2 separate regions of the Homo sapiens genome follow, and region 2 is linked to region 1. A link is an interaction called in ENCODE POLR2A ChIA-PET data of the cell type or tissue named here. Cell type or tissue: PC-9. All regions are shown on one strand. Region 1 overlaps MASP1 (MBL associated serine protease 1). Region 2 has its middle 15 kb from the start of RTP1.

Region 1 (4,000 bases):
GTGTAGAAAGAGCACAGAGACAGTGATGGAGAGAGGATTAACACAGTGAGGATTAAATTCTGTCTCTGCCACCATCTGAGTGAGGAACCTTGGTGAAGCTCCTTGATCTCCCTCAGCAATGGTTTTGTCATCAGTTGAAAGGAAGAGTTCCTAATGAATACAACGTCTTCCTCACAGGTTGTGGGAGGATTTGAATGACATGAGGGTCTAAGTGGAATCAGTACTGCAAAACGCAGTTGTGCTCAGTGGTTGGGAGCTCAAACTTTGGAGTCATTCAGACCCAGCGTCAAGTCTTGCCTCCACTTCTTACTGGAGCAGTTGCTTAACCTTGCTAAGATTTTCTTCTCCATCTGTAAAATGGAGATAATAATGATGCTTATTTCATAGACTTACTGTGAATGCCAAATGAAGTAAATGCTTTAATGTCATATGTCCAACACATCTCTAATTAGCTCAAAAGTACTATTATAGTGGTAATGAAGGCAATGGTATGAGTAATAAAGTGTCTGCCTGGTATCACCAGATGTTCAATGAATGTCAGTTTTCTTATCAACTCTGACCCTACCACTGACTGCCTATGTATGACCTTGCTAATGTTACTGAGTTTTTTCTAGCAATTTATGGAAAAGTGCTTCCAAAGCACTATTCGAAAGCAGGAGGTTATTTATTTCTCCTTTGTATTTACCTTGTAGAAACACACATTTTACAGCAGTTTCTAATCTATTAACTCATTTGATTCCCATGGAATAGGAAGAGCACGGATTATTGCACCTAATTTACAAAAAAGGAAACAGGTACAAGTGAATTTGTTCAAGTCTCTGCAGGAAAGCCAGGCTTGAATCCCTGCTCTTCTAACTCCCCAAGTCATGGTTCTGTGTCTCCATGCAGCCTTCCTCAGAACAGGCTTTACTGTGGAAGGGGTCCTGTTGTGTTTCCTGGCCATGCATTATTCCTGAAACAATACTCTATTTGTCAAGATGATTTCATAAAATTTAGTAAAACAGAAGGTCCTTGAGGGTCCCTATATTGTCTAGATTATTTTAAATAACGTTCTCTTTTATCCTTTGAGAGAAAAAAATGTTTTTTAAAAATAATAGAAAATGGAGTCTGAACTACAGTGAATCTGCAAGTGCTTGTATCATCTGCTTGTAGTACATCCTTTCTGATGAGCTCAAGCTCATTCCCACTAGATTGCCAGCCCCATGAGTTCAGGGCCTATGTCTGTGTTTTCTCCAGTAGAAAGCACAGTCCTGGGCAGAACAGGAAAAGGCACATGTCTCCTGGCAGTGGAAAGGGCTCTGGCCTAGAAAACAGCTGCTGACTCCTGCTGAGAGCTTGGGCAAGTCACGTCTTCATTCAAGGCCTCAGTTTCCCCATCTGCCTGATGAGGGAACTGGACCAGCTGGCCTCTCCAAACCCTTCCAGTTCTGATGGTCTGTGACTCCCAGTCCAATGCCCCTTCCCTCAGGCCACATTGGGTCAGTCTGCATCCTGCTGTGTAATTGAGAGGTAAGTCGCTCCCAAGTGGGACTCTTCTGACCCCTAAGCTCCTAATTTCTGTGCAATGCTCTGTGTTTACTTAGAACATGCCCTCGACCTTCCGGCTGAACTCATTTCACCTACTGCATAACTCTGCTCATTCTCTGGGAGTGGACAGGAGGCCTTGGCCCCAGAAGGAAATGAGAAATGGGTAAACATTTCTCATGAATTTCAATTGTAGTCTCCGGTGGAATTCTCCCACTCCAGAGACACCAGGACCCAAACACCAATTCTAGCTTATTCAGAAGAATTAGAAAATGAAAATGAGCTTGCTTCAGGAAAGTGTAATGAAAGCTCATTTTATGCCAAAAGTGCAAACAGCACAGGCTTCAGGGTGATGGAAAACAAAAGGAAGCTCGCAGTGCTGAGGAAGAGCATGTGGGTGAGTGTGAGCTGGGAAGGTCCCAGGTGTGGGTGCACATGGGGTGCATATCTCTGTGCTTGAGTATATTACAGGTTGCTGTTGAAAACACCTTGGTGAAGAGCAGTGCCTGACTTTACTTCGATGTGCTTATAAAGGGAAAAGTTAAGGGACGAAGAGGTATTCATTTATTCAACAAATATTCATCCAGTGCCTACAATTTATTAGAGCTTAGGGTACAGCAGTAATTAGAACAGATAGAAATCTCTGAAGTGAGGCTTACATTGCACTGGGATAAACAGACAATAAACACTAAACATAATACATAACTAAATTATGTACTAAGTAATAAGTTTATGGACAAAAATAAAATAGAGCAGGGCTCTGCATGAGTTGAGATGGGGGCTCTGATTTAAATATGGTGCTCATTGAGAGAGTGACATTTGAGCAAACACTTGAAGCAGGTAAGGTTAGCCATGTGGCTTTCTTGTTGGGGGGGCTACCCTGGGGGGCACTTTAACCAGAGGGAACATTCAGTGCCCTCAGGTGGAAAGTGCCTGGTGTGTTTGAAGAATAGCAAGGATGGCAGTGTGGCTGGAGGGCAGGAACATGAATGAAGACTGAGAGGTACAGATGGGGGGCGGGATGGGAGACTGGAAAACAGGGTTCCTGTTAAATGCTGCCAGCCAATGGCAGGCTTTACAAGCTGCTTTCATGCCCCGAATCTCATTTGACCTGATGCTCAGAGTATTAATGTCCACTTTTTACGTTTGTGAAAACTGTGCCCTGGAGACAGGGGCATGGGTGCTAACAACCAGATTGGGGGGTGGGGGCAGGGAATGGGGGCAAAGAGATGCGCAGTGGCTTATCATTCGACATTCAGATAGCACAGACACAGAGAGCCCGCAGAGCATAGAGCATAGAACAATCACATAATTAGGAAGTAATGAGTTTTCACAGAACTGGTTTTCATAGAACTGGTTTCTAATAGAATGTACTTAATTTTAAGTTTATGAAACTTGATGATGGCTGGATTTAACAACAGGGTAGCAAAATCTCTGAAAAGCTGACAGTTGGCTCTTATAAACTGGTGTGAGCTGCCGGCTCCAGCACACCTACCGCCTGGGGAGGTTTAAGTGACCCCTGAGGTATGAGTGGCAGAGCTATGACAGTTGGTCCTTATTCCAGCACTCTTGTAGGATTTCTGTGCAAAGATTTGAGGATATAAGTTTAGCCTGAGTCAGGGCAAGGTCCTGGGCAGTGTCACAGGAACACAGCAGCTCACAATCCTTGAAACTCTGCTGGAAGACACTGGCCCAAGGCGGCCCCTTCTGTCCACTCAGCACAAGCCTCATCACTGCCTTCACCCACGTCCTGGCTATGACACACCTGGAGCCACGCAGCTTCTGCCGCAGAAGAACACAGCAACCCTTTGTGTTTCCCATCCTCAGGCTATTTTCCCGTCCTGAACTGTTTGGGGCCCAGCCTCCAAGTTGCTGAAGGGATTTGCATATGAATGAGCTCAGCTCTGGAGTCCCAGAAGGGGTGAGGTGGGGGAGTCTGAGCCATTCTCAGGCCAAACAGTGCCAATCCTCCCTGGCTCTCCCTCCCAGACACAATTCCAGACTCTTCCCTCCCACCCCACCCCCCAAGCCCAGCTCCCTCTGAGACGGTGGGCACTGCTGGTTTCCCACCTGCGGGATGCCCGCTTCCCAGGCTCTTGGCAGGACCCCTCCCCTGCCAGCTCTTTCTTCTCCCTCTGCTCATGCTGCCCTTTTCTGTCCAGAGCCCTCCCGAGAATGGGCAATCCTTCCTGGCAGCAGTGGGATTCTTGGACTCTTAGGACCTGCCAGCTGTTTCTCTGGCCCCCACCAGCTGTTTCTCAGGCCCCCACATTCTTTATGGCGCCAAGCATTTGCATGTACACAATACCTGCTTAGGGGCTCACTCAGCTCTGTTAGGAGGTTTTCACCCTAATTAACAAATAAGAACACCATCCTGGAAAGAGCAGTGCACCTAGGCCCCAGTACTGGCTCTGCCATTGACTGACTTTGAACAAGTCTGTTCCTCCGCCAGGTATAGACTTGAGGTCTTTTCATG
Region 2 (4,000 bases), 64 kb after region 1:
AAATGCCAATGTCTGTGTCTCAACCACAGAGATCCAAATATGATCAATCTAGAGTAAGGCCTGAGCACTGGGATTTTCTAAAGATCCACAGGTGATTCTAATGGACATGCAATTTGAAAGTCATTATTATAGGCTCTCCCACCAGTGTGCAACCTCTGACTTAGGTCACTCAACCAGCAAGAGACAGAGATGAGATAGATTCCCTGATATTGTAGCCCGTGGTCCAGAACTATTTTGTGACTCTCAGTAGCAACACCATTGCTAAGACCTTTCTGCACTAGTGTTTTCTGGAAAGAATGGTACTGTTTTACCTTGCAGTAGTAAACCAAGAGGAGGAGGAGCATCCCAGGCAATGGGGAGTAGCATATGAGAAAGCGGAGATATGAAAGGACACCAGGCATTTGTGGAAAACTGAATGATATAGTCCCTAGAGAGACAGACAGTTTGGGAGAAAGAACATCACACCATTTGGGAAGATCTCTATGTGCAGGATTATAAAAAGCCTTGAATACACAGCTTGCTTTTGGGAATAGGGAGCCATCTAAGGATTTTAAACCAAAGAGAGATGTGATCAGCTTTCCCTTTCAAATGAGGCATTAAATGCAGTGAACTGAGGGAGACTCAAGATGGCTACAGTACATTAGGCAAGAGACCTAATGGTCCTGAACGAGGCAGGCCAGCTTACAGGGAGGAGAGGAATCTCCTTCTGGGGGCTCTGAGAACCTAGGGCTGGGCTTAGAGAAGTCACTTTTAACAGATTCTCAACCTCTGTTAACACTTCACAGTGAATTAGTAGAGAAGTAGAGAGAAAAGAGGGCAGAAACCAAAACCCAAAAGCAGAAATCGTTTCCCAGGTCCCTGGTCTTTCTGTGACCCACTGGTACCAGCACTTGTCCATAGAAAGGAAGCCATGGGTTCTCTGAACTTGAGGGAAGGAGACAAACAGTGCCTTTGCAACAATTTCCTGTGTTGGCATTTTTTTTTTCAAGAAGAAAAGAAAAATGTCATTTGAATGCAGAAACACAAGCTCAATTCCTAGCAATGAGCTTCTGATAATAAGGAAAAAGAACCAGGACCATTTCAACACCTAGGCAGATCACAAAGCCACCAAGGGAGTCTTCTCTGAGGAATGGGGTATTAGGATAAAGCAGTGTGATGACAATGGGAAGGTGTGTGGGGCCTGGACGGTACCCAGGGTGAGTGTCTGAATGACAAACAGATCAGCATGGGCAAAAACATGTCTTCCCTGCCAGCATCTTTCAGTCCCAAAGGAGACCTCTACAAAGTCAGAGGTTATGATACCCCAATGGATACCAACAGGCCAGCACCAACCAGAGCAAGCCTGGGGATCCGAAGGTCACAGTGTAGATGTAGACCAGGCCTGTGGTCTCAGAAGATGCTGACCTAGTTTGAAAGTGAGGACTCTCTTCTCCCCTTGGGCTATTTGTCCTGTGACGTTATCCCATCTTGCCCATCGCCTGGGACCATCTGGTTTATTTAATCCCTGCCAGTTAAATGCTCATGTGTGGCCCAGGCCTGCCAGTGGGATCCAAGACAACAGAATCCTTCTTTTAACAACTCTGACAACATCTCCCTTTGGTCTGAGTTTGCATGTCTGACGCCCAAATCCATGATAGCAGTCTGGGCCTCCCACCAAGTCTTTTCATTTGAGTGCATTTTAAAGTTATGAAGTACTTCAAGTGCACTGAAAAAAAAATAGAGACAAAAATCCACCTCCTGCTCAGATTCGATGAAACAATGTGTCCCATGCAAGGGACATCAGCAAGATTCCAATACGAGAAGTAGCTGGTGCCATGAGAGAGAAGGAGCCTTGGGCCAGTAGACAGAGCTCTGAACCTGGTTGTGAAGGCCTGGATTCCAGTCCTCACTCTGCTCCCAAAGCTCTGAAAGCCCCAGGGAATCCTGCTCTCTGTGCCTCAGTCCCCACAGTCTCCCTGTTAGTTTCTCCTTATTTTTCCAACCTCTCTACATGGGGATTCCCTGGGCTCAGCTCTTTGGCCTCTTTTCTTTCCTCTCTACCCTCACTCCCTAAATAATCTCATCTAGGCTTATGACATTTAAAACCACCTAAATGCTGATGGCTCTCCAATTTCATCTCTAGCTTGGGCACCTCCTCTAAACCACAGGCGTGATATTTCAACTGCCACCTTCGCATTTCTCATGTTTAATGTCTAACAGAATGCCCATGTCCAAAACTGAGGTCCTCATATTGCCCCAAAATTTGTTCCTCACGGCCTTCCTCATCTCAGAAAGTAGACACTCCATTCTTCCAGTTGCACAGGCCAAAAATCTTGGGGCGTCTTTGACTCCTCTCTCTCTCATACTGCACATCTGAGTCACCAGCAAATCCTCTCAGCTCCACCTTTAAAGTACATCCAGACTCAACCACAGCTGCTACCACCCTGGAACGGGTCACTACAGCCTCTTGCAAGGAGTACTGCAGGAGCCTCCTGGCTAATATTTCCTCTTTCATTCTTGTATCTCTATGGTCTGTTATCAACTGGGTGACAGTAAATTGGGTAACATCACCCTGCCACTCAACTTCTCCAGTGGCTTCCTATCTAATTCAGATTAAAAACCAGTGTTCTGACAGTGACCTGATCCCCGTTACCACTCTGGTCCTACTGCACACATTAGCCTCCTCATGTATGAACATTTCAGGATGCTCCTGCCTCAGGGCCTTGGCACCTGCCATTCCTCTTATTTGTTTCCTTCATCTTTTTTTTCCCCCAGTGTCATCCTCTTAGTAAGGCCTTCCCTCACTACCCAATTTAGATTGTAACTTCATTCCCTACCTTTCCTATCTCCCTTGCCTACTTTGTTCTTCTTCTTAGTATGTAACCCTATCTAATATACCACACATCTCAACTTACATTGTGTATTGTCTAGCTCCTCTATCCACAATAACAGCAATTTAGTAGCTCTTCTCTGCCATATCCCCAAGTGCCTAGAAAAATATCTGACACATAATATGCACTCAATAAACATCCATTAAATGAATGAATCTTGAAAATAGGGAATATTTTACGACATTCTGTAAATATCATTATGACCCTATTAAGATGGTGATGTAGGATTATTGAGCTTGTTTTAAAAGAAGTGAAAGGATAAGAAAAAGACGGAAATTTCATCACTATCACCCAAGTTCTTGTATAAAACAACACCTCTCAAGGTAACTGCCTTTAAAAACTTGAATTCCTTTAGAGAAAAGTCAGAGAGTAAGACATATGTTTGTTTCCAGATAAGAAAGGGAAAGAAAGATGTTATGAAGGTTTCAGATAAGAGGGTCAAACACCAAATCAACCTAGGCAGACTGAAATCCTGGGGTAACAATCAGATGACCTGTTGGAAGGGTCAGGGTTAGGACACCATTCCAAATTCCCCTCCTTCCCCAAAATAGGGCTAAGTAGCAGTTTGTGATTAAGGTCAAAGCTGGCAGAGACCCTTCGGGCACTTTATCTGATTGCTTTACAAATAAGGAAACTGATATCTAGGGGAGAGGAAAGACTACGTCGCCCAAGGCCAGCAGCCTAGATAATGGTTAAACCAGGTCTGAAACCAAGGTTTTCTGACTCCAAGGCCAATGAGCTCTTCTATACCACAACCACTAATGCAACCACCTCTACAGGACTCTGTAACAGCATAGTCATATAACAGGCGGATTTCATTTCCCTGGTGCATGTGGCAGTACCCAAGCAATGCCAAAAATGACTCCAAAGGAAATTCCTTAGCTAGGAGTCCCACAGAGAACCAGAATGGGACTTGGAAAAGAACTAAATTCCTCTGGAGTATTCCAGCCAATGGGAAGGGAGCCCAGAAAATTACTGGTGTTTTCTGTTTAAAGAGATGTTTTTAAACAGCTATCTTTGAAGAATGAAGAGTGACCATCGTGCTTCTGGAAAAATGAAATCATTGCTTTGAAATAAATATGAGGGAAGAAAATAAATAACTCTACAGTTAATAAATAAACCATTTCAAA

What was found. ChIA-PET counts read pairs that join two places held together with the same protein. Peaks named below come from ENCODE experiments on the same cell type or tissue, not always from the same donor. Only the 100,000 strongest peaks of a DNase experiment are listed, where the experiment ranks them.
Region 2: POLR2A ChIA-PET joins it to region 1 with 5 read pairs; 6 of 35 experiments call an interaction of 5 or more read pairs at or near these places.

What each region holds. Positions count from the first base shown.
Region 1 is chr3:187,274,514-187,278,513 of GRCh38, reverse strand. All of the region lies in intron 2 of MASP1 (MBL associated serine protease 1), which reads left to right. Among named protein-coding and RNA genes, the nearest start is that of MASP1, 15 kb to the left of the region's middle. In PC-9, no CTCF peak of the experiment used is centred here; no DNase peak of the experiment used is centred here; H3K27me3 peaks cover 1,032 bases.
Region 2 is chr3:187,210,461-187,214,460 of GRCh38, reverse strand. No RefSeq gene overlaps it. Among named protein-coding and RNA genes, the nearest start is that of RTP1, 15 kb to the right of the region's middle. In PC-9, no CTCF peak of the experiment used is centred here; a DNase peak (open chromatin) is centred at 2,370.